Regions from separate parts of the Homo sapiens genome. Here region 1 is linked to region 2. The links are chromatin loops, found by intact Hi-C in ENCODE. Cell type or tissue: dorsolateral prefrontal cortex. All regions are shown on one strand. Each heading gives the region's core, and the rest is flanking DNA. Links, peaks and the distances in the headings are about the cores only. Region 1 holds the start of LOC107985232 (a long non-coding RNA gene). Region 2 overlaps XPR1 (xenotropic and polytropic retrovirus receptor 1).

Evidence for each region. A loop is a pair of places that touch in the nucleus more often than their neighbours do. Peaks named below come from ENCODE experiments on the same cell type or tissue, not always from the same donor. Only the 100,000 strongest peaks of a DNase experiment are listed, where the experiment ranks them.
Region 1: a loop joins it to region 2, with 3 times the contacts of the local background. A loop is called at or near these places in 11 of 110 quality-filtered maps.

The regions. Positions count from the first base shown.
Region 1 is chr1:181,419,219-181,434,209 of GRCh38, forward strand. LOC107985232 (a long non-coding RNA gene) reads left to right here and starts at 523. Exons shown (of 3, transcript XR_001738319.2): 1 at 523-4,217; 2 at 11,999-12,113; 3 at 12,698-13,171. It also overlaps a transcript of CACNA1E not described here. RefSeq lists enhancers at 4,526-4,575, 5,555-5,644, 11,084-11,363. In dorsolateral prefrontal cortex, for the core only: CTCF peaks have their summits at 4,560 (motif pointing left), 5,886 (motif pointing left) and 6,100; DNase peaks (open chromatin) are centred at 4,523 and 5,873; H3K4me3 peaks cover 443 bases; H3K27ac peaks cover 65 bases.
Region 2 is chr1:180,875,908-180,890,898 of GRCh38, forward strand. XPR1 (xenotropic and polytropic retrovirus receptor 1) reads left to right here. Exons shown (of 15, transcript NM_004736.4): 14 at 4,169-4,390; 15 at 8,099-14,372. The coding sequence ends at 8,159. Among named protein-coding and RNA genes, the nearest start is that of LINC02816, 23 kb to the right of the region's middle. In dorsolateral prefrontal cortex, for the core only: CTCF peaks have their summits at 6,214 (motif pointing right) and 6,421; no DNase peak of the experiment used is centred there; H3K27ac peaks cover 1,242 bases.

The DNA.
Region 1 (14,991 bases), core at 2,483-10,482, 540 kb after region 2:
CTGCCCAGCCAGCCTCCTAAAGATGCATGAATGTCTTTGGTTTGATTTCTTCATCTTTCCCCTTAACTCATTCTGCACTGGCTACACTGGTCCCTTGTTATGCCTTGAATGTACTCAGACCTCCCACATCAGGCCTCTGCCTTTTGCTGGTCCCTTTGCCTAGAATGCTTTTCCCATTTATCAGGATGGCTCCTCTCTCATTTCATTTAGGTTTCTGCTCAGAGAGAACTTCCTGATCACCCTATTTAAATAGCATTCCCCCATTGTCACTCTCTTTCCCTCTTTATTTTGCTTTATTTTTCATCATAGCCCTTATTGTTTCCCCAACGGACACACAAACACACACACATACATACAAGCACAGATATTTTGCACTGGAGTGCAAGCTTCTTGAAAGCAGGGCCTTTGTCTTACCTTCAGGGTCCAAAACAGTGCCTAGTGTGCAGTTGACTCACAATAAGTGTTTGCTGAAAGAATGATGAAGTAAACATATTGAGGGGAATTGATATCCATTCTAATCAGCTAAGTTCCAGGGAAGGAGGCAGCTGAGTTCCCTGTGTCCACTGTGTGGTTGTACAGGTTGCTGACTGCAGAGTCCTCCAGTTGAATAGTCAGCAGTGGAAGTGGGGAGTCTGTTCTCTGCCCCACTTCAGGGCTGCCCAGGATCTGCATGCACTTTGTAGAGATGGAAATTTTTCCTCCCTTCTGTCTCCTGCCTTTCAGCTTCTCCTGACTTATGTTCTTTAGACAGGATCCCTTTGGCTCTAGGACAGGGGCAGCCTGGTCCTTTCCCAGGGCTTGGATTTACTGTAGTGGGAAATCAGGCAGGGTTCTCTGTGGGCAGCCCTGACAGCATCTTGCTCCTCCCAAGGCCCTGTCCACTGCTTATACAGGTGAAAGCCTGGGACACATACCACCAGCTTTACAAATCCTGTCTCCTAGACACTGAGTCAGGACCCTGGTGATAGTGAAACAGACTAGAAACCAACCTGGGAGGTCTCCTGCATTTTTTTTTTGTCTTTGGCTGGGTAAGCCAAATGCTGATGGGAGAAGGAGTACTTTAGGTGATTTCAGATGAAGCAGATTTTCTTGTACAGAATGTTGTTTTCCTAAGAACCTATTTAAAGGTTTCCTCAGGCCCACTTTTCAGGTGATGAGGACCTCTTGGTTAGCACCAAGTGTTTATTGTGTACTAAGTTTTATAACTTTAGCAAGTGGGCATGTCACAATGTTTTACTAATACTTTAATATAGTTCTCTCCAGCTTAAAACATTTTTCATACATATGATCTCATCTGAGCCTCACAATGACCTCATGAATTAGCTGTTATTATTTATAATTTACAGGAGAGAAAAATGAGCTCCGAAGTTAGAGGTGGTACTAGGTCAAAAACCTATGTCTTGATAATGACTGCCACCATTTATTGAGCACTGGCTATATGGTAGGTGATTTGCATGTATTATTTATTCTAATGGAAATAATAGGTACCATGATGAAGAACAGAAACATTTTGTATGGCACTATTATTGCATATGGGTCTGGAAGAAAGGAAATTATGTGTAACTTTAAAGTCTGCGTAGGTTGGTATGACTTACTCTATAAAGAGGGAGGGGGTATTTCCATAATCATAGTACTTAGCACACTACATTGTAATTGCCTGTTTACATGTCTGTGTCCCCCACTAGATTGTAAGCAGAGAAGTCTGTCTGCTCCCCATTGTGTCTCCTTTACTTAGTACTGTGTTGGGCACATAATAGGCACTCAGTAGACATTTGCAGATGAAAAACAACAACAACAACAGCAACAACATGATTTTTCATATTGGGAAACTGAGGCTTGATAAGGTTAAGTTACCTGCCCAGTATCACAGAGCCAGTGAGGATTCACTCCAGGTCCTCTAATTCCGAAGCCCATGTTTGTTCTACTGAGCCATCCTACTCACTGGTGTCCCTACAGTAACTGGCACAGCACTGGGTAAATGACGGGAACTCAGTTCATGCTTGAATTCTTGCAATGCTACTTGTAAATTGTGGGCTTGGGCACTTTGTAACCTCCGCATTTTTTGAGTAGAGGAGAGAAATAATACCTACCTTGCAAGCCTGTTGCAAAGTTTGACCACATTTATTAGATCATATAGTCTGGTGGGGGGTCCTCAAAATGTTGATGAGCACCAGGGTTATTCTGGGCCTCTTCTCTGCCTACAGCCTCCCTGGGTGACCTCACCAGGTCCACATATCTGCAGATGACTCTCAAATGTAAATTTCCAAAGAACCCTTGACTCTTGAAGCCAAATGCTTGTCTGGCATCTCTGCACTGTTGTCTATCTAATCAGCTTCTAAAACATAATGTGGCTAGAACAAAACTCCTGATCCTCTTCTGATCCTGTCTGGCCCCTCATTTTTCCTTATCTCAGTAAATGGCACCACTATTTCTCCAGTTGTCCGAGCCAAATATTCTCATTATCTTTTATTTCTCTCCATTTTTCCTCACTTCTGATCAGTGGTAAGCCCTGTCAATAACATCTCCCAAACATATCCCAAGTCCAAACACTTCTCCATCCCCACTGCTACCAATCTCTTCCAAGCCACTATCCTTTGGACCATTGCAATGGCCTGCTAACGTGTCTTTGCATCTTTGTTTCCCTAGAATAAGAGAATGTGATCTATTGACACAACAGGCAGGGACAATATGAACTCTTTTTGCTGGCTCATAAAGCCCTATCCGACCTGAGCTTTGCTTAACTCCTGGCCTCATCTACTCTCTCCCTTGTTCCCTGTGCTCCTGCCCACTCGCCTTTTATTTAGGCTATGCCTGTTTATGTCTCTACCCTGGCTCCTGCCGTTGCCTGGAATATTTCTCCAGATCTCAACAGGGTTGGTTCATTCTTGCCATTTGGACCTTAGCTCAAATGATACTTCCTCAGAGAGGCTGTCCTTCATCACACAGTCTAAAATAGACACCTGGTCACTGTGCCATATCACCTATGCAGTTGACCACCAACCCCCACAAGAATGTTGGTGCCGTGAGATCAGTGATTTGACTGCCTCGTTCACTCCATATCCCCAGTGCTGAGGGCAATGCTGACATATGGGCCCTCAGTAATTATTTGTGAATGAATATTTATGAATGTTCCGTAACAGTGGCTATGGTTATAGTTACGATCTATGTGTTCACCTGGCCTCTGATAGCCCTAGCCATACCAAACGGTCTAGTCCAGGAAGCTCAGGACACCACTGGCTCTAGGTCTAGACCAGGGTCAGCCCCTGGGGTGTGGAGATTCATGAGCTGTAAAACACAGGTTGGTTAACTTACAGGTTGTATGAGAACTGTCCTCCTTCAAGCTATTGTTTGATCACCACAGAGCCATGTCTTATTTGACTTTGGGTAAGATATCCAACCTTTGTGGGCCTCATTTTGCTCTTTTGCTAGATTGTGGATGAGTACAGCAACCTTTTTGAATTGTTATGAAGGAAAAACAGCATGTAAAGTACTTAGTCCGATGCTTGGTTGTTTTTCTCCTTGATGTCTGGTTCCTCACCTTCAGGAGCCTGTCACTTGCTATCACTTATAGTTTAACCAAAACATTAGATTGTGAATCTAACAATAGAAGCCTGCAACTTCTTGTCTACCGAGAAAGTGTACAAGAACTGCTAACTCATGCCCCCATGCCTAGCAACATGGCTTTCTCAACTTTGAAAGGATTAGAGTCATCCGTTGGTCTTAGGAACCAAAAACATTGATGCAACTCCAAATAAAAGTAGCAAACATGTATTTTTCCACTACCATAATAACCCTAATCCCCTTAATCTTACCCATCATTACTACCTTAGCCAACCCCTATAAAAAAGGTTCATATCCAAATTACGTAAAAACATCTATCGCATGTGCCTTCATCATCAGCCTCATCCCTACAACAATGTTTATATGTACAGATCAAGAAGTCATTATCTCAAACTGACAGGCATCAGAGGTTTGCCGAAGCCCAAGGTGCAGAGGTTGTAGTTAGGCTTGGGATCAGCTGTATACATCAACGGACCACAGCAGCATGTGGGAGACTACAGGAGGGAATGCACAGTGCCTGGCACAAGGTCAACAGTCAGTGCATATGAGCCATTATTATGATCATTATTATTATTCATCTGGTCTAGCTGCTTCATTTACAGGTGAGGAAGCTGGGGTCCTGAGAGCCTGGGTGACTGCTGGTGCTTTATGTGAAGGTCAGTGGACTGTGGTGAGTGACAAGGTAGGAGGAACCAGTCCTGCAAGTCCCACCCACTTCTGTCTCATGTGCCCTGCAGCTATGCTGACTTAGTAGGGGTGATCACATTCAAACAACAGTCTCACTGGCATTCACACCGCATTCAGCATCAGCAACATATTCTGTAAGGCAACACCTGTCTCAACCTTGAAGCTTTATGGGTGAATTTAAGGGCCATTGGGCCAATTTTTTTTTTTTTTTTGCTGGCCTTTTGAAAGGCGGCCAGCCTCCTGCAGATCTAGTGAGACTAAGTGGAGACCTCAGTCCACATGCTGCCACCTGCTGCCAGCATCAGACATCACTCGGGTTGTTAGAATACAGGAATCTGTGGAACCACTATTGCCAAAAGGGTGCATGGCAGAATTTGTTCTTATATATGAGTGCTTTGTTGAATTATCGGATATTTTAATTTTATTTAAATGTGTATGTTTTTAGAGGGGGCAGGAAGTCTCCAGGTCACTGTATTCCCCACCATTCCCTACTGCCTTAGGGCTATTAGAGGACTGACTTGGTCCTGAAGGCACCTGAGTTTGCAGGTCTGCAAAATCCAACCTTCTCACTCAGAGACGAGGCATTTCAGGATCCTAGGGCTGTAGTATAACAGGGTTGCAGAAACCAAAACATATGCCAGTGGAACACAGAAATCATGAGCCTTCAACACACTGGGTTATCACTAACCAACAGCAAGTTTGAAAACCACCAGCCAAGAAGAGACCGGAGCACATGCCCTGCTTTCTTGGAATTCTGAGCAGAGCAGGAAGGTGCAGAGAATCCAGAGAATTGGGCTTCCCTTAGGAACTGACACAATTTGGGTGATTTCTAGAGATTTGCTTTAAGATGATCCTTTGGGGAACTTCAGCACACACCCTTGAATTTTCCTTACCTGTCCTCCCGGGATTAGAAAAAAGAGGCTGTTTCTAGATCTGGTCTCTGGTGACTCGCCTTTCCCTTCAACCTTCCGCAGTTCTAGAAATGCTTCCCTAGAGAACTGGGTTTGAGAATAAACAAGGTGGTGCGCGAGCAGCGCGGTTTTCTGTGCTTGCAGTGGAGACCGCCTGTGACAAGGAGGGTCCTGTACTGGGAAGGAGGGGGACTGGCCCCCTGCTAAGTGCCTGGCGACTCTCATCTCTTGCAGAGAACGAATGCATAACCTCTCTGCCACTCCCTTTCTCTTTCTGAAGCCATTGGATGCCCTGAGAGAAAGCAGAGGGTTTCCATCTTTTCCAGAGCACAGTGCTGGGAGCAAGGGCTGGGGGAGATCTGTTGTCCCAGTTCTTCCCTTCTAAGGCAGGCCTTGGGGGAGGACTCTCCCCCAAGACTCTGCAGCCTGGTGCTCAAGCCGGATCGGCCCGTTCTGTGCTTCCTTTTGTGGTACCATCAGAGTCTCCTCCCTGTTTGGAGGCTCAGGTGAATCAGTCCCCTCTCTCCCACCCTGCCCTTGCGCTGGGCTGCCTCCACTCTGCTCCCATGGCCATATCTGTAGAAGGAGGCTCTTCAGTCTTCTGAACATGTCAAGATTCGGAAATTCTGCCCCCAGCCACCTTTTTGAAGAAAATGGGAAAAGCGGCGCCCTCTAGCGCCAGCTGCTCAATTTGTTTTCCCTCTTTTTCAGAAGAGATATTTTTTCTTCTTTTATGGTGCCCCCAAGTGGTTGTTTCTGTGTATTGCAGCCGCAGTCTCACTGGGATGCTTTCCGCTGTGTAGCTGGAGGGGCTGGGGCAGCCTGGTGGTCAGCACTCACATCACAAGAAAGGAAAGCGAAGCCAGGAGGAGAAGGGCCTTGGCAGGGCACGATGAGCGCCCCGAGACTCCCACCGCAGTCCAGGGCCTTCCCCCTCCCTGACCACTGGCAACCCCTTGCCATCTTTAAGGGCTTGCCTGGACCCATGGCTGCAAATGAGCCAAAGGCGTTTTCCTCTTGGATGTGAGGGGATGGGTGAAGACACGTGCAGAAAAGGAAGTGCTCATTGTGGAGGAGGTGAACATAATTGGAGGAATTCGCTTTGGCCTTTTTGGCTGAAAAAAATATTTATGAAATTGCTGTACACCCCCGCTCCCCCCCCCGACCCCAAGCAGAGTTAGACACCTATAGAATTCCAGGCACCGATGAAAAGACCTTTAAAATTAATCGCACATAACTTCTCATTGAAGGTGCAGGTGAGAAGGCTGAGGCGCAGAGAAGGAGGTGGGCGTGGGGCACCCTTCTGAGGACCCCACCTCAGCCGCTCATACCCCAGCCACACTGTCCTCCTTCTCTTCTCTTCTGCTTTTAGCTCCTTTAACCATCTTTCTCTTCCTCTTTTTCTCTCGAAGCCTGTAGCAGGGAGGGAATGAAGGCATGCAGGGTTGGCGTGTGAGTGAGGAAGAGGGCTTGTCCCCCTTTCCCCTCTGTCCCTGCCCCCGCCTCTCCTGGGGACCTCCTTGCAGACCCTCTGCAGCTGTGCTCACATCCCACTACTCAGCCTCACTGCTGTTCTAAAAAGGCAGCATTACTGCCTGCTGATCAGGTGATGAGGAACCTGCAACCCTTCCCAAATTTATAAAGAAAACAGAGGAATTCAGTAAATTCTCTTTCTGCTCTTGGAGTAGGACAGACCAGTGGTCAGTTCTGGGGACAGTGCTCCTGGTGTGGAGACAGTGTTGGCTGGACACACCCAGCTTGGGTGCACTGGGGTCAGGTGGTCAGGTCTAACTGCATCCCCCTCCTGTCACTCCATCTCAACAATTCCCCAACCCAGTCCTACCCCATCTCAACCCTTCCTCAACCCAACCTCTCTCCATCTCAAGTCCTCCCCATTTCAGCCACTATCCGTCTCAAGCCCTTCCTATGTCAACCCTTATCAATTAAACTCCTCCTCATCTGAACCCTTCCCTAACTCAACCCAGCTCATCTCAACCCCTTCCCATCTCAACCGCTTCCCATCTCAGCCACTTCACAACTCAACCCCTTCACAACTCAACCCCATTCCCATCATGGCCCCATCACAACTCAACCCCTTCCCATCTCATTCCCTTCAAAACTCAACCCCTTCCTGTCTCAACCCCTTCACAACTCAACCCCTTAACAACAGAACCCCTTCCCATCTCAACCACTTCACAACTTAACCCCTTCACAACTCAATCCCTTCCCATCTCAACCCCTTCCCAACTCAACCCCTTCCCATCTCAACCCCTTCCCATCTCTACCCCTTTACAATTCAACCCCTTCACAACTCAACCCCTTCCCATCTCAACCCCTTCCCATCTCAACCCCTTCACAACTCAGCCCCTTCCCGTCTCAACCCCTGTCAATCTCAACCCCTTCACAACTCAACCCCTTCCTATTTCAACCCCTTCCCATCTCAACTCCTTCCCATCTAAACCCCTTCACATGTCAACCCCTTCACAACTCAACCCCTTCACATCTCAACCCCTTCACAACTCAACCCCTTCCCATCTCAACCCTTCACAGCTCAACCGCTGCCCATCTCAACCCCTTCACAACTCAACCCCTTCCCATCTCAACCCTTTCCCATCTCAGCCCCTTCCCACCTCAGCTTCTTCACATCTCTACCCCTTCCCATCTCAACCCCTTCACAACTCAACCCCTTCCTTACTCAATCCCTTCCTATCTCAACCCCTTCACAACTCAACCCCTCTCCATCTCAGTGTCTCCCCAACTTGACCCTTCAACATCTCAACCACACTCATCTCAACGCCTCCCTATTTCACCCTCTCCCCATCTCAAGCCTACCTCATCTGAACTCTACCCATCTCACCACACCCATCTCAACCCTCACCCATCTCAACCTCTGCCCCATCTCAACCTCACTCATCTCAACTCCTTCCCTATCTCTACCCCTGCCCGTCCCAACCCCTCCCATCTCAATTCCACCGCCATCTCAACTCCTCCCCCATCTTAACCCCTCCTCACCTCATTCCTTCTCCATCTCAACCCCCTCCACCTCAACTTCTCCCTCATCTCAGCCTCTTCCTCATCCTAACCCCTCCCACCTCAACCCTTCCCCATCTCAAGACTTCCCCATCTCAACTGCTCTCTACCTCAACTCCTCCTCCATCTCAACCCCTCCCCAACTTCAACCCCTCCCCCACCTCAACTCCTCTCCAACTTCAACCCTTCCCCCACCTCAACTCCTCTACCATTGCAACTCCTCCCCCATCTCAACTCCTCCTCCATCTCAACCCCTCCCCCACCTCAACCTCTCCCCATCTCAACTCCTCTCTCATCTCAGCCCCTCCCCCAGCTGCCATCTGTTATGGTTGCTTCTTTCCCCTGTGTTTATACTTAAGCTGGGAAAAATTCCCCCTCCCTCCCTCCCTCCTCCCCTTCCCTCTTTCTGTGATGAACATGAAATTATATTACACATATAGGTCTTTGTTTTGCTCTTATTCTTTTAGTTTTTAAAAATTACAGGATATGGTGTGCATCTTTCTTTGGCCATTTCTGGAAAGATGTCCATAACATCTCTTTCACGCTGCAGAGTATTCCTCAGCATGACTGAACCACAGTTTATTCCAGCAACCCTATCAATGGATGTTCCCAGTTGCTTTGCAGTTACCAGCTGTGCTGTAGTAAGCCTCCCCTACATGCCTTTAGGATGTGCACTTTCATTTCTGTAGGGTCAAGTCCTAGAAGTGGGACTGTGGACAAGTCTTTCCCACGCTATGCCCTCACTCTCCGGAGGACTGGCACTTCTCTCAACACCCCTCCTCAGCATCTCAGCCTCAAATTGAAATGTGAACTTTCACAGTCTGTGTTATCTCTCTGGCCCCACTGGAGAGGCCCGATGAATTAATAATATGCCAGCAGGAAACAGAGAGATGGAGTTATTAATTGTCAGTCCATGAGCCCACCCTCTCAAGGTCCTAATTAGCATGCTGACAGCTTCGGTTTTATCCAGAGCTAGGGCAAGGCTCTGGGGACACTGTGGCTCAGCTAGGGGCATCCGGCACAGAGTGGAGAGCCCTGGTGCCTTTCTGGGTGGGGTGGAGGGGCGCTTGCAAGAGGCTTGTGAATTCAGAAGTTCCTTCAGGGATCCCTTTGTGCCTGCTGTGGGGTAGGGGAGAGAAACAGGCTGGGAGTGGGGGCAGGAATGGGAGTTTTAGTGTCCAGGTGGTGGTGATGGTTGGTGTGTGCTGCTCTTGGGCCCCAGTGGTGGGTTTGTGATTCTGGTTCTGCTGCAGGACAGTGACACTCACCAAGCTGTGTTGGGTGTAGTTGTCTCAGGGAGGTGCCTGCTTTCAAACCAAAGTTCCTTTGATGGGGAGGACTGACCCCAGGAAGACTGATTGCGTATCAATATTACTCTAACCCATGGCCCTCTTTCATAACATGCACACTCCTGGAAAGGATATCATTAAATCTGGCATTGGTGCATGGCCAGGCTCACATAGGGTTGCTCAAGAAATGTTGCTGTAAAGGAGGCCGGGTGCGGTGGCTCATGCCTGTAATCCCAGCACTTTGGGAGGTTGAAGTGGGTGGATCATTTGAGGTCAGGAGTTCAAGACCAGCCTGGCCAATATGGTGAAACCCCATCTCTACTAAAAATATAAAAATTAGCTGGGCATGGTGGCACACGCCTGTAATCCCAGCTATTTGGGAGGCTGAGGCAAGAGAATCGCTTGAACCTGGGAAGCAGAGGTTACAGTCAACCGAGATCACAACACTGCACTCCAACCTGGGCAACAGAGTGAGATTCCATCTTAAAAAAAACAAAAAAGAATTGTTTCTGTAAAGGAAACTACCTATAGGAAGCTGCGTGACCTTGGCCAGGCCTCTTCACCTCTCTGGGCCCTTTTTAATGTGGATTAGAGGTGGTCCTTATTTTGGTTTGCTCCATACTGGGCAGCCAGAACCATCTAGAACACCAGCCAGGACTTGCTCCCCAAGGGTGCTCCTCTGTTGCGGTGCCTGCCTCTCTGCCCAATCTCTCTCCACACAGTGGAGGCTCTGAGTCTTTCCTACTTTGAGCCCTCATCTCCACCAGCATCTATGCGTAGCTCTGCTGTCTCAGGCGCCTCTCAAGAAGTTTCAGGCAGCAGAGTTGGTGGAAGCTGAAAAGTCATTTGAATTAGTTTGCCTGGGTCTATTGCTCAGGAGCCTGGGCACATCTCTTAACCTTTCTGGGGCTGAGGACACCAGCATTCAGGGTTGTGTGTGAGGTGCTTAGTATGATTATTACTCATGTTTGTTATTAGGCTCTGTCCTGCTTCCCCCAGGCTGTGGCCGGGAAGACAGAACAGCCATTTACACAGTAAGCTGCCCAATGACCCTGCCTTTCCCATTCCCAGTCTGCTTTTAAAAAATATGGGTGTCTAGACCCCAACCCTCAAAGATTCAGATCAGTTCATCTTAGGTGAAGTTTTAACAGGAAGATGTATATAGATGTATATATTTTACAAGCTCTTCAGGTGATTGATTAGTTTAAGAACCATTGATTGAGACCCATGGCAACTGGGCGGGCAGGTACCTTGTGCTCATGGGGCCTGCCCAGCCAGACACAGCCTTTTTCAGGAGCAAATCCCCCTATCTCCCTTTTGGGACACAGCAGACTGTCTGAGATCATCTGATGACCTCTACATACTCTTTTCTGGGACTAAGCTGCCTTTCTGGATCAGTTAGAAGGCAACTGGAACATCTCTGAAAGGTTCTGGATCTCTGTGCACATACAGTAAGGGGACAGAGCTCATTCTGTGACAGTCTTACCAATGCACCACAATGTAGCAGTCTCTCGTTGTAAGGCATCACCCGGAGTTCTTCGTTTCATGACCAAAAAAATTAAGGAGTGTGGACAAAGGGTGAGGTTAGAACGAAAGTTTAATAAGCAAAAGAAGAAAGTCCTCTGCCACAGAGGGGACCCGAAAGAGGGTTGCCTTTTTACAGTTGAATTCAAAAGCTTTTATAAGAAACTCCCCTCATCTCTGTAGCTGTTTGTGTAATTCCCCTTATCTGTGCAGCTGCGGGCATGTCCTTAGGCAAGCACAAAGCACAGCTTCTCTTGTTCGGGTTACTGTGGTTATGTTTTGGGTAGGTCCCCCACCTCCCTGTGCAAGTTCCCATGGAGCCCACTGTGTACATGCCCGAAAAGAGGAGGAAACCTTTCTGTGGGAGCCCACTGATTACACCAAGAACAAAGGCTGCTATGTTGGGCCTTACTTGCTTGTCTGTGCAGCTGCAGCCTGAGTTTTCCCCAGGCTGCTCTATTTGTGCCTGTAGCTTGATTTTTCAGGCTGTCTTTCATTTTGAAAGAATTTTACCAAAGACAAGCTTTAGCTGTCTGCCCAACTAGTTTTTCCTTTTCTCCTCCCTCAACTGGATCATAACTTATGACTCTGAGGCTGAGTCCTGGGATAGTTGGATGTAGAGGGGGCATTATCTGGATTTGAACCCAGTAATTCTTAGCTGTCTGATATTACATAAGTTACTTAGCCTTCCTGAACCTCACTTTCACCATCTATAGGACAATATGTGCTTTGCAATAATAACATTAGATTTCTAGAAACACACACACATGCATAACACCAGGAACAAATTTTCCTATAACTTATTTTATTGATTTCTTTTACATATATGAAATAGAAAAATGATATTCCAAAGAATTATACCTCTCAATTTTTTTTAGGAAAAATGTTTAAAAAATAAAAAAAAAAGAATTCAAATTGTGCAAGTAAAACAAAAGGTAAATTGGAGCTCTGCTTTAAAGTAAATTTCAATAGAAGATTGTTGTTGTTTTCTTTAAGTAAGAAGCTGAAATTGCGGAGTGAGTTTTGATGTGGCAGTGTGTATGCTGTCTTGGTTATCCAGCTGTTTTGACTCGGTTTTGATGGCAACATATACTGACCATGAAACTCAGAGGTAAGTAATTTCACCATTTTGAAGACACCCACAGCTCTTGACATTTTCAAAGGGTGGTTCCCAAAATAGGAGTTCTTTTGAGATGGCATTGGTATATTCCAGGGTGATGGATGCCAGAGATTGGCTGGGTGGCTTGATCTGGGTTGCAGACAGTTAAAAGTTAAAGAAAAGTAGGGTAGCTTCTACTTCCTTCATGACCTGGTCCAGGATATTAACAGACATGCCAGTGGACCTGGGTGCTTGATGTTACTTAACACAGGTATCATTTCCACTTTTTCCCTCTGCTCCAAGCCACAGGGAAACTCAGCCATTTCCAGGGCCCTTGGTTTCAGGAAGGTCTCTGCAGTTGCATGGAGCCTGCTTTGCCTGGCATTCTGCAGGATTCTTTAGTACAAGGATTTTGACTGGGTCAAATCAGAGATTTGGGCAAATTCCTGCATTTTAAAATAGTCTTCTCCTAAAACCCTTTCATTCTATGTGATGGACAGATAAGAGATACAGGGCTCCTGTATCAGAAATTTTATTTGACTTTTGGAGTAGAGTGACCTGAAGAACAAATTGCAGTTTTATTTTTCTCATTACAGCAAGTCAGGAGGAGGCAGCCTGGGCCTGGTGGGGCACTTCTCTGATGTCAACAGGGTCTGCCCACCCTGCCATCTTTAGTGTGGCTTCCTGCATCGCCGATCGACCAAGTGGCAGACCTGAGGGCAAAAGGAAGCCTGATATTGGAGTCAGCCCCCTTTGGAAGAACTTTCCCTACAGCCCACCTAGTAACTTCTGATGATACCTCCTTGGCCTGATTTAATTCAGTGCACCAAAAATATTATCATTTCAACACAAAACCAATGCAAACAAAGAATATGCCCCTAAATGAAATGGTGGGATCTAGTTTAATTTTTATCAAGAGACCTTCCTGAAGCCAAGGGCCCTGGAAATGGCTGAGTTTCCCTGTGGCTTGGAGCAGAGGGAAAAAGTGGAAATGATACCTGTGTTAAGTAACATCAAGCACCCAGGTCCACTGGCATGTCTGTTAATAAAAAAATTTTTTAATGTTTTCATTCATGTATCGTTTCAACTGAATCACATGTACCCTAAAACTTAAAGTATAATAAAAATAAATAAATAAAATAAAATAACAAAAAAATGTTTTCACAAAGACAGTTTTCAAAGTAACAAAGGACATTGAGAAAAAAAATCCTTTGGTTGTTCCAAGTGTACAGAACATCAGATAAAAATAACATCAATTTTCCACAGAGAAACCAAATATGTCATTTAAATGCTTCCAGAATTAAACATTTGATGTGTATGTTGGGTGAGGAGGCAACAGGATTGGATAGGGTGGTGGGAAGTCTGAGTTTTGGTCTCCCCTCTCTCACTAACTAGCTGTGTGGCTTTCACTAAACAACTCCAGCCCCTTAACCTCACTAGCTCAGTTTTATCATCTGTAAAATGAAAGGATTGGTCTCGATCAGTGCTGTCCAATAAAAATAATATTTGAGCCACCTGTATAATTTTAAGATTTTTAGTAGCCATGTTAAAAAAGCAAAAGGAAACAAGTAAAATCAATATATTTTATTTAATCCAATGCACCAAAAATATTATCATTTCAACACAAAACAAAATTATTGAGAAAGTATTTTACATTTTTTTGCACTAAGTCTTTGAATGCTGTGTATAATTTACCCTTCCAGCACATCTCAGTTTGGACTGGCACAGTGTCAGGCGCTCAGCAGCTGCACACCTCTCCTGGCTACTGTTTTGAATGGTGCTGCCCTCCAGAGCTCCAAGGTTTCTTTCAGTCCTGACCCTTGAGGATTGTCACCTTTTTTTCTTGACTCAGCTTTGAGTGTCTTGGCCTCTCTTTCCATCCCCCAACCTGGGGCTTCTCTTCAGGCATGGGGTGAAGGGATCAAAACCCTGAGGGCCACCCCCACTCCATGATTTCTTTCTGCACTGTCTGCTCTCTGTCCTGTGCTTTCCTGATTTGGAATCACTTCCCTCGCTTTTTCTCAGGCTGAGATCCCTCCCAGCTTGCCTTATCTCTGCCTGGTCCCTGAGGTAACCCATTTGCAGCCTCCCATTCCTGCTCTGTCTAGGCCATTTCATGTTCTCTTAATTTTGCATTCCATTGCCTTTAAAATCTTCAACCACTTAAAAATGTAACAATATACATTTTTTTCTTTCATTACAAAAGACGTGCTCATTGTGAAACAATTGGGAAATATAGGAGCTTATAAAGAATAATATAAAAATCACTCATAATCCACTCACTCCAACCCAACCACTGCTAATGTTTTGATGTGCTTATCTTTGGTCTTTTTCTAAGCATTACGTATACATGTAAATGTGTTTTAAATTTCTTTTTCTGGAGATTTTACAGAATATATAGTTTTCTATTCTATTTCTTTCACTTTTCATTATACTGTGAGCGTTATAACAATATCATTAAGTATCGTTTGAAAACATCATTTGTAATTGCTAATGGCTGAGGTTCAGGGAGAGATTTTGATAATATTATGTCACCATTAAGCTAGGGACTTAGATAAACTTAGTATCTGCCCTGCTTCTCATTCCTCCTTGTTGAAGAGCTCTTGACCAATGTAAAAAGCAATAGCCAAATGTGAAATAAAGAACTACCTTATTAACAGCTCAGCAAGCACTGGAGACCGGCATGTTTGCATTTCCACGCTCATTGGTCTAGGTGAGGCTTCCTGGTCCCCATCCCTGGAATCTAAGATGAGCTGGGCTTGTGGAGCAACCTTGGGCTTGACTTTCCTACTTGGCTCAGACTGGCTTTGGCAAATTGCTTAACCGCTCTGGGTATGTCCTTATCTGTAAAGTGGTGATTATAATAGTGCTCACCTCATAGGTCTGTTGT
Region 2 (14,991 bases), core at 2,806-10,805:
TGAGCAACTTTATATCAATAAATTTAAAAATTTAGATGAATGGACAAATTACTGAAAAAGCAGTGTGCCAAAACCAATAAAGAAGAAATAGAAAATCTGTATTAAAGAAATTAAATTCATGTTAAAATACTTTGCACAAAGAAAACGCCAGGCCCAGGAATTCTTTCAAATATTTGAGGAAGAAATATTAACCAATTTTATACAAAACTCTTCCAGAAAAAAAAAGAGCATAAAAGGAAACACTTTCTAGTTTGTTCTCTGCAGCCAGCATAACTTTGATATATAAGCCTACAATGACATTTTAATAAAAACTAATCTGTCTCATGTACACAGTTGTAAAAATCCTGAATGAAATATTAGCATATGAATTCAACAATATATAAAAAGGGTAATACAAGTTAGGTTCGTTCTAGGAATGTAAGATTTAACATTCAAAAATCAATCAGGGCCAGGCACGGTGGTTCACACCTGTAATCCCAGCACTTTGGGAGGCTGAGGTGAGTGGATCATTTGAGGTCAGGAGTTCAAGACCAGCCTGGCCAACATGGTGAAACCCCATCTCTACTAAAAATAGAAAAATTAGCCGGGAGTAGTGGCGCATGCCTGTAGTCCCAGCTACTCAGGAGGCTGAGTTGGGAGAATTGCTTGAACCCAGGAGGAAGAGGTTGCAGTGAGCCAAGATTGCACCACTGTACTGCAGCCTGGGCAACAGAGGGAGACCCTGTCTCAAAAAAAAAAAAAGAAAGAAACCTGTCTCACTTATATTAACAGAATAAAGGGGGAAAAAGAACCTCTATATTTGTAGAAAAGGCCATTGATAAAAGTCAATACCTGTTCATGAAAAAAATGTTTTCTACAAAAACACAATCAAGAACATATTTAACAGTGAAACACTATAAACTTTCCCTTGAAATCAGGAATGAGACAAGTGTGTCTGCTGTTCCCACTTTTATTTAATATCATCAAAGTATAGCTAGCGCAATGAGGAAAAAGAACTATCATAATTGGAAAGGAAAAAATAAAACTATAATTATTCACTGATGACAGTTACACAGAAAATTCAAAATAGTTTACAAATAATTAGATCTAATGTCACAGTTCTGAATACATGGTCAACATAATATAAATCAGTCATTTTTAAAAACAGTCATAACAACTAGAAAAAGAACATTTTAAAAACCATATCATTTTGAATAGCATCAGAATATATCAGATATATACCTAGGAATAGGTTTAATTAAAGCTGTGTAGACGTGAGAAAATCGACAAGCCAGTTCTGTAATTTATATGGGAATATGAAAGGTCAAGAATGGCCAAGACTATCCTGAAAAGAACAAAGTTAAAAGACTTATACTGTCAGATATCAAAATTGATTATATAGTTACAGTGAGTAAGACAGTATATGGTGTTGGTGAAAGGATAGACAATCCACTGGAACAGAATAGGGAGTACAGAAAGAAATCCACTCGTGCATACCTTGATACTTCTTGATTTATGACAAAGGTGGCTACATAACAGTGGAAAAAGAGGGCCTTTAATAAATGATATTGAGTCAACTGGATATCCATATGGAAAAAAATGGTTCCCAGCTCCTACTGTATACTGTGTGTGAAATCAATTCCAGGTGGATTGTAGAACTAAGTATGAAGAGTAAATCAATGAACTCTCTGGAAGTTAACATAGGAAAGAACCCTAAAGGTGGTTTTCAGTGTATGGTAATGTATTTCATATTTCTGGATGGTAATTACACAGTGAGTCCCTTTATGATAATTAAGCTGTACATTTTTTATTTGCATACTTTATGTGTGATATACTTCTGTTGAAATGCTTATCTTAAAAAAAAAAGGCAAATTAGCCAAGAGAAAGAAGGACTAACTTTCAACAGCAACAGTGAAAGTCAGAAATTATTAAAATGAAATCTTTAATGTGCTGAAAGAAAATAACTGCTTACCTAGACTCTGCCCAGTGTAGATATCTTTCACAAATAAGACGATATAAAGATATTTTCAGATAGGTGTATAACATTCGTCTAAGTCAAGATCGACAAACACTGCCTGTTAAAATAAGACAGAAGCTGGAAACGGAAGATAAACCTGAGAGAGAAAGCATGACTCTGGAATCCACCTGCCATCAGAGCTCTCTCCAGACCAGTGCTCCTTCCCTTCCTCACCTTCCTGAATGCCTCGGCCTGGCACCTGAACTCCCCATCGCTGCTGCCACCTTCCCCCACCCACTTCTTTCTCTTTCATGTGTGCTACTTCATCAATTTTTTAAAAGAAATTCTAGTAAAAAAAGAAAAATACCTCATGACGATTTTCTTTTTAAAATCATTTGCTTACTAACTAAATCAAATGTTCTATCCCATTTAAAACAAACAAAAAAACCATCTTTAGATCAGCTTTCTCTCTCCAACTACTGCCCATCTTTCTGCTGTCCTTTATAGCAAAACTCTTCAAGAGGCGTCTGCACTTGCTGTCTCCACTCTCACTTCTCTCCCATTCTCTTTTTCATTCAAGTATGTATTCCCAATACTCAAACTAAACCACTTTTGTTAATAATCTATAATAATAATATTGTAGTGCCTACTATGTAGCTGACAGCGTTCTAAGCCTTTTACCTTTATTAAATCCTCACAACAATCTTAGGAAGTAGGTGCTGTTATCATGTCTTTTACTGATGACACTGAAGCATAGGTTAAGTAACTCATCCAAGGTCATTACAGCTAGCAAGTGGTAGAGCCATGATTTGAATCTAGACAGTCTCCCAGAGCCTGTGCTTTTAGATCGTACTGCCCATTTTGCTAAATCCCCTTGTCAGTTCTCTGTACTTATTTACCTTACTTTACTTCCCAGCAAAGCACTTTCTTCACTTGACTTCTCAGAAACTACAGTCTCCTGTCTCACTAGCTATTCCTTGTCCACTCCTTTACTGGTTCTTCCTCCTCCCCCCAAACTTTTAAGTGTTAGAGTGTTCCAGGATTTAATCTTCTGCCCTCTTGTCTCCTCTAGTTGTATTATTCCTAAACCTATTATGTGAAATACTGTCTTTATGCTATCTCCAGCCATAAACTTTCCCTTGAACTGCAGACTCTCGTCCACCTCTCTACTGAATTCTCCCATATCTAATGATTAGCTCTAACCTAACAGGAACAGCCCTGCATCTCTGATCTTAGTAAATGGTGTCACCTTTCCCTTAGACCAAAAACCCTAAGACGACTCACATCGCATGTCAGTAAGTCCTGTCAGCTCCATCTTTATAAATAAATCCTTTGTCTGTCTGCTTCTCATCACTTCTGTTATTACCACCTTTAAGTCACCATCATCTCTTTTCTGGACTGCTGCAACAGCCCTTCTAATTGGTCTGTCTTCAGCTGTTCTTGTCTCCCTTTGATCTCTTCACCATTCAGCAGGACCTTTTTCAAACAAATCACTTCATTCTCCTGTTGTTCTCTCATTGTTCTCCATTAGACCTAAAATTTAAACTATGGGTTATAAGGCCCTCTGTGGGTGGGCCCTCTTCCACCCCTCCATCATTATCTCCTGCTATTTTAACCTCACTTATTCTTAGCCCCCACTGACCTTGCTGTTGTTTCCAACTTGCCTTTTTATACTTGCCATTTTCCTCTGCCTGGGATGCTTTCCTCCAGGATTTTTACATGACTTGCTTCTTTGTATCAGTCAGGTTTTCAATAGCTGCCATGTCTTCAAAGAAGCTTTCCCTAACCAGTCTTAATGATGGCATACTCTATTCCCTTGTCCTGCTTTATTTTCTTCACAGTAGTTATCATTAGCCGATTGATTGTTTACTTGCTCATTGTCTGTCTCCACCACTAGAAATTACACCCCATAAGGGCAAAAAGGCTTTGAGTCATTCTGTGCCTTTACTGCCTTATGGCAGACATTCAGTAAATATTTGTCAAATAAGTTGAAAGAATGAGCACTCTAAAACTGCATTGCATAAGTCCCTCCCTTTTTCATAGTCTAGTCTTGTTTCCCTTACCCCCCCACCACCACCTCCCCGCAACACCATCTTTCCCTATTTTAATATTCAAGCCCTTAATTCTTTGTTTTTGTTTCCATGAGTGGAAACTTGATACACTGGGAGGTTTACAGGTAGCAGAAGTATGTTACAATTTCATAAGTACTTTGATCTACCCCATTTTGCTAAGGCGATTTGTGTGGAACTTCTTCCGCCTGGAGAATGAACATCTGAATAACTGTGGTGAATTCCGTGCTGTGCGGGACATCTCTGTGGCCCCCCTGAACGCAGATGATCAGACTCTCCTAGAACAGATGATGGACCAGGATGATGGGGTACGAAACCGCCAGAAGAATCGGTCATGGAAGTACAACCAGAGCATATCCCTGCGCCGGCCTCGCCTCGCTTCTCAGTATGTATGGCTTCTACTTCTGTGAGGCATATTTCCTTTGAGTTTTAGCATTGGGTAGCATGTAAGCTAAAAAGCTATCAGGTTGAACCAAATGAAATTGCCAATACTCAGCCATTTTTCACCTACAAAAAAACAGTAATAAGCAGCAATTCCATATGATACAACCTATGACTGTCTAAATGAGCACATAGAGTAAATGTCATCAGTGCATAACCTAGTAATTTGGCACTAAAGATCCACTGTCTGGAGGAAAAGGTTGTTGGAGAGTGATTTATTAATACTTGACTCTTCTGTGTGTTGTGTATGCAAATAATTTTTATGTTATAAACTTTAGGAATCCTGCCATCTATGCCTTGACCAAATGACTTAATTTCTGTTTTCTGCCCCCATCTGTAAATTGAAATTAATATGGTTCTTGCTTATAGGGAGGTTAAGTGGATTATATTCATTATTACATAGAACTTGGACCAGTTCCCTCACAGAAAGAGCCTACTAAGAATAAACTATTACTATTTTTATCTTCTTATTAAATACCTACAACAATATTTTTATCAGTCATTGACTACGTATGTTGCTAAAAGTTACCATAAATGTACAGTATATGGTGACTGCATATGAAATTTAGAGACAATAGATAGCACAGTAGATTGGAATGAAGGAGGCTTAGGTTGAGGATGAACGGTTTTCTAAAGGATAAGGGAGTGAATAGACTAGAGACACAGTAAAGAACATAAAGGTAGAAATGAAGTGCAGAAAGAAAAACCATGTGACTAGAATTATAGTAAGAATAATTTTGCTGAATAGATGAAGTATGATTGTAAAAGGCTGAAAATGCAAACTTGATCTTGTAGGCAGGAATGAGTCACAGATAATTTTTTTTTTTTGAGATGGAGTCTCGCTCTGTTGCCCAGGCTGGAGTGCAGTGGTGCAATCTCCACTCACTGCAAGCTGCACCTCCTGGGTTCACGCCATTCTCCTGCCTCAGCCTCCCGAGTAGCTGGGACTACAGGCGTCCGCTACCACACGCAGCTAATTTTTTGTGTTTTTGGTAGAGATGGGGTTTCACCATGTTAGCCAGGATGGTCTCGATCTCCTGACCTCGTGATCCGCCCGCATTGGCCTCCCAAAGTGCTGGCATTACAGGCATGAGCCACCGCACCCAGCCACGAGTCACAGAGAATTTTTCTGTAGAAGAATGACATTGTGAAAGTAGTATCCTAGGAAGTTTTAATAGCACTGTGTAAGATATATTAGGCAAGGGAAAAACTGAAGGCCAGAAAGCCAGATGAAAAGCTATGCAGTACTTCAATGTATGGGGCAGTGAAAATTCAGATCAGGATGCTTACTGTTGGACCAGAAGGAACATAAGGAGATGTTTTGAAGGAAGTAAGAAACAGGAGGTAGTATCAGTAACTCATTGGATATAGAGGAGTAGAGTAGAACCTGCTGAACTTTAAATAGAGATTTGGAAGTTCTCTGAAGAAGGCAGAGAAAAGCAGAGAGCAGGGAACTGAGTCTTAATCCCTGGCTCAACCATAGTAGCCAGGGAACAAACACAGACAAGAGAAAAAAAGAAAATAAACAAAAGAGGTAGGAATAGTCAGGGAGGTAATAGGAAGAGCATCAAAACAAAGCATGGTTGGTGCTGTGATCCCAAGGAAGCAGAGTTTGAAGAAGCTGGGGCAGGGGAGCACTGAGTGGGTCAGTGAGATAAGTGCCACAAAGGGCTGGAAGAAAATGCTAAGTGTGATTGGTGACCTCATTGAGCTCCTGATTTTGAAGTCTAATTATCCTTGTTAGTTACCAGCAGAGGGCAATCTAAACATATACTATTTCTGCTTAAAGAAGGGGCTCTTTGGCAATAGATTATTCTGTTCCATTTCAGGTGTTTAACGGAGAAACTCTGGGAAACCAGATTGCACCAAGAGTAAGACATTAGGAATGGAACAGTTGGTGTACAGCGGAGAGAGCAGGGAATCCAAAATAAGATCTGAGTTTCAGTACTGACTTTATCACTCATGCAACCTTTAGCATATCCTTAATGTGTGTGGTTTTTTTGTTTGTTTGTTTTTTTGAAACAGTATCTCGCTCCGTTGCCCAGGTTGGCTCAATGCAGCAGCACGATCATGACTCACTGCAGCTTCAACCTCCTGGGTTCAAGCACTCCTCCCACCTCAGCCTCCCAAGTAGTTGGCACTACACGCCTGCACCCCTCTGCCCAGCTAATTTTTTATTTTTTATAGAGACAGGGTCTTACTATGTTGCCCAGGCTAGTCTCAAACTCCTAGCCTGAAGAAGTCTTCCCTCCTTGGCCTCCCAAAGTGCTGGGATTACAGGCAAGAGCCACCACACTCAGCCACCTGATTTTATTGTTGGTATTTATAGTGGTAAATGGTTTATGTTGGGCTGAAATGTGCTTCACTGTAATTTCACTATAACTTTAACAATTTGATCCTATTTGGGCTCTCTCACATAACTTATAATGAGTCTCCTCCCTCTTCTGCATTGTATGTTGTCAACTCTTTGAAGAGAAATAACTGTTATGCCTCTCCTTAGGTCTTCTCTTCTGCTGGCTAACTCTTTTGGTTTCTCATGTATGCCTCAAGTGGTGTTTTATCTTATCCTCATCATCCTTATCACAATTTCTTATATTTGTTTTTTGGGGGTTGGTTGTTTTTTTTTGGAGACATGGTCTCAGTCTGTCACCTAGGCTGGAGTGCAGTGGTGTGATCATACCTTACTGCAGCCTTGAACTCCTGGGCTGAAATGATCCTCCTTCCTCAGCTTCCTGAGTAGCTGGGGCTACAGGTTTGCACTATCATACCTGGCTTTTTTTTTTTTTTTTTTTTTTTAAGACAGGGTCTCACTGTGATGCTCAGACTGGTCTCAAACTGCCGGGCTAAGGCGATCCTCTTATGTCAGCCTCCCAAGGAGCTGGGATTACAGGAACCAGCCAGTTTCTTAAGTTTGTTTAATGCTTTTTTCATCCATGTTCTCACTTGATATGCATACTGTCTCCATGAGGTGAAAGTGGTATTCAGTGAAATCGGTGTTACCATTCCTGCCTTACAGAGATGGAAACGGGCACTCAAAGGGTTAAATAGATGCATCATAAAATCAAAGTCAGGTGGCCAGGTGCAGTGACTCACACCTGTAAACCTAACACTTTGGGAGGCCAAGGCGGGCAGATTACCTGAGGTCAGGAGTTTGAGACCAGCCTGGCCAACATGGTGAAAGCCCATCTCTACTAAAAATACAAAACTTCGCCAAGCGTGGTGGCACATGCCTGTAATCCCAGCTACTCAGGAGGCTGAGGCAGGAGAATTGCTTGAGCCTGGGAAACGGAGGTTGCAGTGAGCTGAGATTATGCCACTGCACTCCAGCCTGGCGACAGAGCGAGACTCTGTCTCAAAAAAAAAAAAAAAAATCAAAGTCAGTACTCAAACCCAGATCACTACCTTCTGCGTTGCACATACCCTGCCATTGTTCTTGTTACCTTCCTCTGGTTGTGATCTAGTTTCTTAGTGTTTTTCCAATAGTATCTGAAATTGAATAGGAAACTCTAGAATAATCCGTCTGGTACAGCAGATAGTCCCTGTTTAGGATGTATGTTTAATGATGGTAAGACTGGAAATGTGTCTAATACTGTGAAAGTGTTTATATTTGGGTAATGGACTAAGTGCTTTTTGTCCCCCTTGTTACCACTAGATCCAAGGCTCGTGACACTAAGGTATTGATAGAAGACACAGATGATGAAGCTAACACTTGAATTTTCTGAAGTCTAGCTTAACATCTTTGGTTTTCCTACTCTACAATCCTTTCCTCGACCAACGCAACCTCTAGTACCTTTCCAGCCGAAAACAGGAGAAAACACATAACACATTTTCCGAGCTCTTCCGGATCGGATCCTATGGACTCCAAACAAGCTCACTGTGTTTCTTTTCTTTTCTTCTGGTTTAATTTTAATTTTCTATTTTCAAAACAAATATTTACTTCATTTGCCAATCAGAGGATGTTTTAAGAAACAAAACATAGTATCTTATGGATTGTTTACAATCACAAGGACATAGATACCTATCAGGATGAAGAACAGGCATTGCAAGGACCCTCTGATGGGACGGTACTGAGATATCTCGGCTTCCGCTCAGCCCGGTTTTGACTGGTTGAAACCGGACATTGGTTTTTAAATTTTTTGTCAGTTTATGTGGAGAATTTTTTTCTTTCCTTCATACCCAGCGCAAAGGCACTGGCCGCACTTGCAGGAAAAGTGCAACTTAAAGCAGTACCTTCATTCATGAAGCTACTTTTTAATTTGATGTAACTTTTCTTATTTTGGGAAGGGTTGCTGGGTGGGTGGGAAATATGATGTATTTGTTACACATAGTTTTCTCATTATTTATGAAACTTAACCATACAGAATGATATAACTCCTGTGCAATGAAGGTGATAACAGTAAAAGAAGGCAGGGGAAACTTACGTTGGATGACATTTATGAGGGTCAGTCCCACATACCTCTTTCAGGAGACAACTTGCACCAGTTTGACCTTTTCTTTTCTTTGTTTTTATTTTAAGCCAAAGTTTCATTGCTAACTTCTTAAGTTGCTGCTGCTTTAGAGTCCTGAGCATATCTCTCATAACAAGGAATCCCACACTTCACACCACCGGCTGAATTTCATGGAAGAGGTTCTGATAATTTTTTTAACTTTTTAAGGAACAGATGTGGAATACACTGGCCCATATTTCAACCTTAACAGCTGAAGCTATGCCTTATTATGCATCCACATGTATGGTCCCTGTAGCGTGACCTTTACTAGCTCTGAATCAGAAGACAGAGCTATTTCAGAGGCTCTGTGTGCCCTCACTAGATAGTTTTTCTTCTGGGTTCAACCACTTTAGCCAGAATTTGATCAAATTAAAAGTCTGTCATGGGGAAACTATATTTTTGAGCACATGGAACAAATTATACTTCCTCATTCATATTATGTTGATACAAAAGACCTTGGCAGCCATTTCTCCCAGCAGTTTTAAAGGATGAACATTGGATTTCATGCCATCCCATAGAAAACCTGTTTTAAAATTTTAGGGATCTTTACTTGGTCATACATGAAAAGTACACTGCTTAGAAATTATAGACTATTATGATCTGTCCACAGTGCCCATTGTCACTTCTTTGTCTCATTTCTTCCCTTTGTTCCTTAGTCATCCAAATAAGCCTGAAAACCATAAGAGATATTACTTTATTGAATATGGTTGGCATTAAATTTAGCATTTCATTATCTAACAAAATTAATATAAATTCCAGGACATGGTAAAATGTGTTTTAATAACCCCCAGACCCAAATGAAAATTTCAAAGTCAATACCAGCAGATTCATGAAAGTAAATTTAGTCCTATAATTTTCAGCTTAATTATAAACAAAGGAACAAATAAGTGGAAGGGCAGCTATTACCATTCGCTTAGTCAAAACATTCGGTTACTGCCCTTTAATACACTCCTATCATCAGCACTTCCACCATGTATTACAAGTCTTGACCCATCCCTGTCGTAACTCCAGTAAAAGTTACTGTTACTAGAAAATTTTTATCAATTAACTGACAAATAGTTTCTTTTTAAAGTAGTTTCTTCCATCTTTATTCTGACTAGCTTCCAAAATGTGTTCCCTTTTTGAATCGAGGTTTTTTTGTTTTGTTTTGTTTTCTGAAAAAATCATACAACTTTGTGCTTCTATTGCTTTTTTGTGTTTTGTTAAGCATGTCCCTTGGCCCAAATGGAAGAGGAAATGTTTAATTAATGCTTTTTAGTTTAAATAAATTGAATCATTTATAATAATCAGTGTTAACAATTTAGTGACCCTTGGTAGGTTAAAGGTTGCATTATTTATACTTGAGATTTTTTTCCCCTAACTATTCTGTTTTTTGTACTTTAAAACTATGGGGGAAATATCACTGGTCTGTCAAGAAACAGCAGTAATTATTACTGAGTTAAATTGAAAAGTCCAGTGGACCAGGCATTTCTTATATAAATAAAATTGGTGGTACTAATGTGTATCCAGAGACATTTGAATTATTAACTTTATTCTTTATTAGTGAATCTCTATGATGGCACACATAAAATCTTACAGTTGACTTCTGCTGTTTGAATTCCCCAGTGTTTTTACATTAATGTATCCTATGGCCAGTTTAGTCTTTCTTCAACTGTTACAGTTCTAGGCCCTAATCGGTCTTATTCTTTCACATATGATGCAATGATAGATGTAATCCTTTTCTGAAGTGTTTGTCGGATTGGCATAGTCTATTCAAAAATAAGGCTTATGTAACTTTCAGCTTGCTATGTGACAGAAGTTTAAATGTGTATTTAAGTACACAGCTTTATGTTCCTCTTAAAGCTGTAAAGAGAAAAGAGGACTTTTCCTCATCAAGAGAGCTTGGGAGACAAAGCATACATTTAATTTTTTTCTTTCAAAAAAGGCAATGTGCACTTTCCTCTCCTAAATTTTATATGCCCTAGCAGTTGCGAATGTTGTGTCCACCTTACAATTTGATTGGAGGCTCCCATACACTGAAACTCTCAATAGAATTCTTAAAAATGAACATCAGCTGGGCGCAGTGGCTCACGTCTGTAATCCCAGCACTTTGGGAGGCCAAGGTGGGCAGATCACGAGCTCAGGAGTTCGAGACCAGCCTGACCAACATGGTGAAACCCCGTCTCTACTAAAAATACAAAAATTAGCTGGGCGTGGTGGCGCATGCCTGTAATCCCAGCTACTCAGGAGACTGAGGCAGGAGAATTGCTTAAACCTGGGAAGCAGAGGTTGCAGTGAGACTAGATCATGCCACTGCACTCCACTGCCACTGCCTGGGCAACAGAGCAAGACTCCATCTCAAAAACAAACAAAAAAAATCACAGACTCATTTTAAAGGAGCAGCAACCTAACCAAATACAAACTTCATTTGATTTTAGGTTTAGAAATTCTAGTTTTATTTTGGAGAATCACTCAGTTTTTAATATCAATTAAAATAGTCCTCAAAGGAATGAAGAGGAAGTCTAAATAAATGAATAAAACTCATTTTTCATTTTATGGTAGTATAGAAAGCATTGATGTGTGTAGAGAAATTAAAAGACAAGAGTGGTTTACTGTCTATGCACAAATGAGTGCCTATATTTAAGGCTGCCTATACCATTACAGTGGCGTAATTGGTGATTTCATAGCATACAGAGAAACAATGAAATCAAAGATTAAATCATTAGGTTATGATGGTCATTTGTAAGATTGGAAAGTAGTCAAAAACCCATGTGCAACTTTTTTTCAGCACTCTACCATTAGGCTCCTTAGGCAAGCTGCTTAACTTCCGTCAGAAGCAAAGGTGTGGGAGAACACCATTCACCTCAGTAGTAACTTATAAAAACCGTTTAAAGAAGGAAAATGGGCCCCAGCCCCTAGGATCCCTGACTTCCTGATATTCTAAACATGAGAGTTCTGTGACTTTAACTGAGCTCTTTACCAGAAGTAACGTGTTGATGTATATTATCTTTCCACCATGCTTTGACCAAAGTACATTCACAGTAACTAGAGAAAGCAGATCATCCATTTCTGGATAGGTGAACTACGGCAAGGTAAGAACAGAAAAAAGTAAAGTAGTATTGAGTCATGCAGGTATCAGATTAACAGACATTCATTGAAGATAAGTGAAATAACTTTGGAGATAGCAGAGAAGAGCAAGAAGATGTTGGACGTTGGCAGTAAGCCGCAGCAAGGCAGTTAGGAAAGTACGTGAGCCTGATGACGCGAAGGTGATGCCTCCATCTGTCCGCTTAGTGGTTATTAAATTGCTGGGAAAGACCTGCCTTTATTTTCCTATCATCTTTTCCCCATTACTTTGCATTATTCAGGAAATAATTATTTATTCCCAAATGCAGTTTTCTAAGCAGTGACCACAAAAATTTCTTATTCTAAGGAAAATAATTAAGAAAATAACCCTATCTGTGGCATTGTTTTAAAATGTGGGATACAAATCTGGTAAGCAGATTTCAGGTCATTATTGTTTTCTTTTAATGGTTTACATGAAATTTTCCTCTCAAAAAACAAGTACCTCTTACTGTATAACATTTGAGTTTTTAAAATTGAGATAGCTTCTGAGAGAAAAAAAGAAAGTTGAATTTGTAGCTCTCTCAACTACAAAATCACCACACTTTTCTCAAATCTAATAGGAATTCAGTGTCATTACAGATACGGTCTCTAGTGACCAGGTGAAGACAATTGAAGCTTTGGTAGAACTTCTGCAAAAGTTAGGTAAAGAAGAATAAATCCAATTTATCAGCTTTGTTCATATTCTTTTTCTGAGTGATCTAAATTTTTCTTGCTTGTGATCATTAGCTAAGACAAGGAGTGTTAAAGGTTTTCTAAATGCAAACACATACGTTTCTGCATTTCAGAAGTCAGTCTTGATAGTAAATCCTACAAACTCTCAACTTTCTGCATTGTATTTTAAGTCTATACAATGTTAGAGCACATGGTAATGTGGGACAGAGTTGATTATATGATAGCATGAGAAATTTGCACTGGTTGGTGTTACAAACCAATGATCTAACCAGCATACTCTCCAAATATGAAAAAGTAAAAACATCTCATTAGGTTTGGAAGAGCCTAAGGTAGTCCATACAGGAAGTTTGCCTGAGAACAGAGAGGAGCCTGTTGATTGGCATGGCTCATGATGCCTTTCTTGTATGAATTATCAAAACTGATACTGAGTTGCCCCTAGAAAACAGCCTTCCAGAATATGTTTGCTTATTTATGGTGGAAGAGGAAGTGAGAACAAGATGAGAGTTTCCCTTAAAGTGAGGAGAATCATTATACAACTTTGCAACTGAAGTATGTTTCCTTGTAGCAAACCTTTGGTTTATTTTATCGTCAAATCAAAGCCACCCTCAGTTTTTTGTATGGTGCCATCAACCTAAGGAGGACAATCAAATAACCTATTGTTTGCCTTGGATTCAGTATATCTACTAAGTACACAGTCTCGTATACCTTCAAACCAGTTACTTGACTAAACTTCCACCATATTACCTTAGTTCTTCCTATGCCCTTTCCTCTGTGCCACCACAAATCAGAGGGAAAGACTGCAGTACTTCTAGAAAGTTGTGGACTTCTAAGAAAGAGCCAGGCTTCCATCTCACTATCCCTTGATCATTATCTCTGAAGTCCCTACCTGCACTTCCCTGATTGCCCTGTAGCAACACCAGCATGGTGGGAATTGGAGGGAAAGATTGTGGAAAATCCCTAAAGGGTCATTGTTCATGACGTTATTTTGAATTGTAAAATTGTGAGCCACTCACATTTCAATTACAAAAAGAACAGAACTCTTAATCACGTTGTGAAGATTAATTTCTTGCCATTTTCTGGATTAGCACAGAAGCTTGTATCAATGAAGAGTATTTAGGAGGGGAATAGGGGGAAAATTGTATTTTTCTGTTCAAACTCTCTCCTTCTATTTGTGTTTCCTTCACCCCTCTCCCTCCACCACACTGTGTTGGTCAAATGATACTATTCTATGAAACCCTGAGCTATAGTTGTCAAAAGTAACTATGGATTGTGATTAGTCCTCTGTGGGTGCTTCCTTCCCTCTTTTTTCTCCCTCACTCTCTTTCTCAGTCTCCACTCTGGTAAATGGAAAAGGTGATGTCGAAGAATTGATGCTTGCTTGGACTCATGTTGTATCTGTGACTATGCTATTAGCTGTCTCCTTTTTCCTTCCTATATGGGTAGAATTCTTATGACTTATGAAGTTCCCTTCTTGATAAGTAGGTTAAATGCACAATGTGGTACTGTTTTATAGTTTCTAGATGGTTGTATAAAGCAAAAAGTTAATGTGGTTATGTGTTTTTAAAGAAAATAAGTGATTGGTCACTAAACTCTGTCCTTTTTTCATTATTACAATTTCTCTCTGTTTTCCAACAGTTTGCTGACTCCTTTGTCACTGGTGAATGGTTTGTGTGACTGTTTTTCTCTCTTGGTTTCTTGAATTCCTGAACATAGTTCCCCTTAGGACTAATTTTCATATGGGGTTAGGGCAAACAGACTACAGTGGTGAAATTTTTAAACTATCCTACTAAGTTAAAAGAAGTTTAAATGGCTTTTATCTTCAGGTAATATGTGAGGTGTGACTCTAAAGCAATGGGATTGTTGTAACAAATCTTTCTTTTACTCGCACAAAGAATCTCAAATATTACAAATATGAGGTGAAATGATGTGTCCAATTACATTTTGGAGAGGTGGACACTGCTATCACTGCATACCCATGCCCTGTGAGGGAACATAGGACTTTTCTGCAGAATTCCTGGACTAATTATTATTCCTTATATATATCTAGGAAAGATTACAAAATTAACTGACCCTAAGATGAATATACCCACAATGCAAAGGGAAAAATAATTTATTGACTAAAGCATCAAAGCCTTTCATCTTACTTTGGTGCCACAAACTCTGTTATTACTATATTTCTGTGTAGGCTAAATCAGAATATGATAATATGGAGTTTCCAGGCCAAAGTCAAAGATAGGATATGAATATATAAGAATCACTAGATACTCAACACCACTTTTAC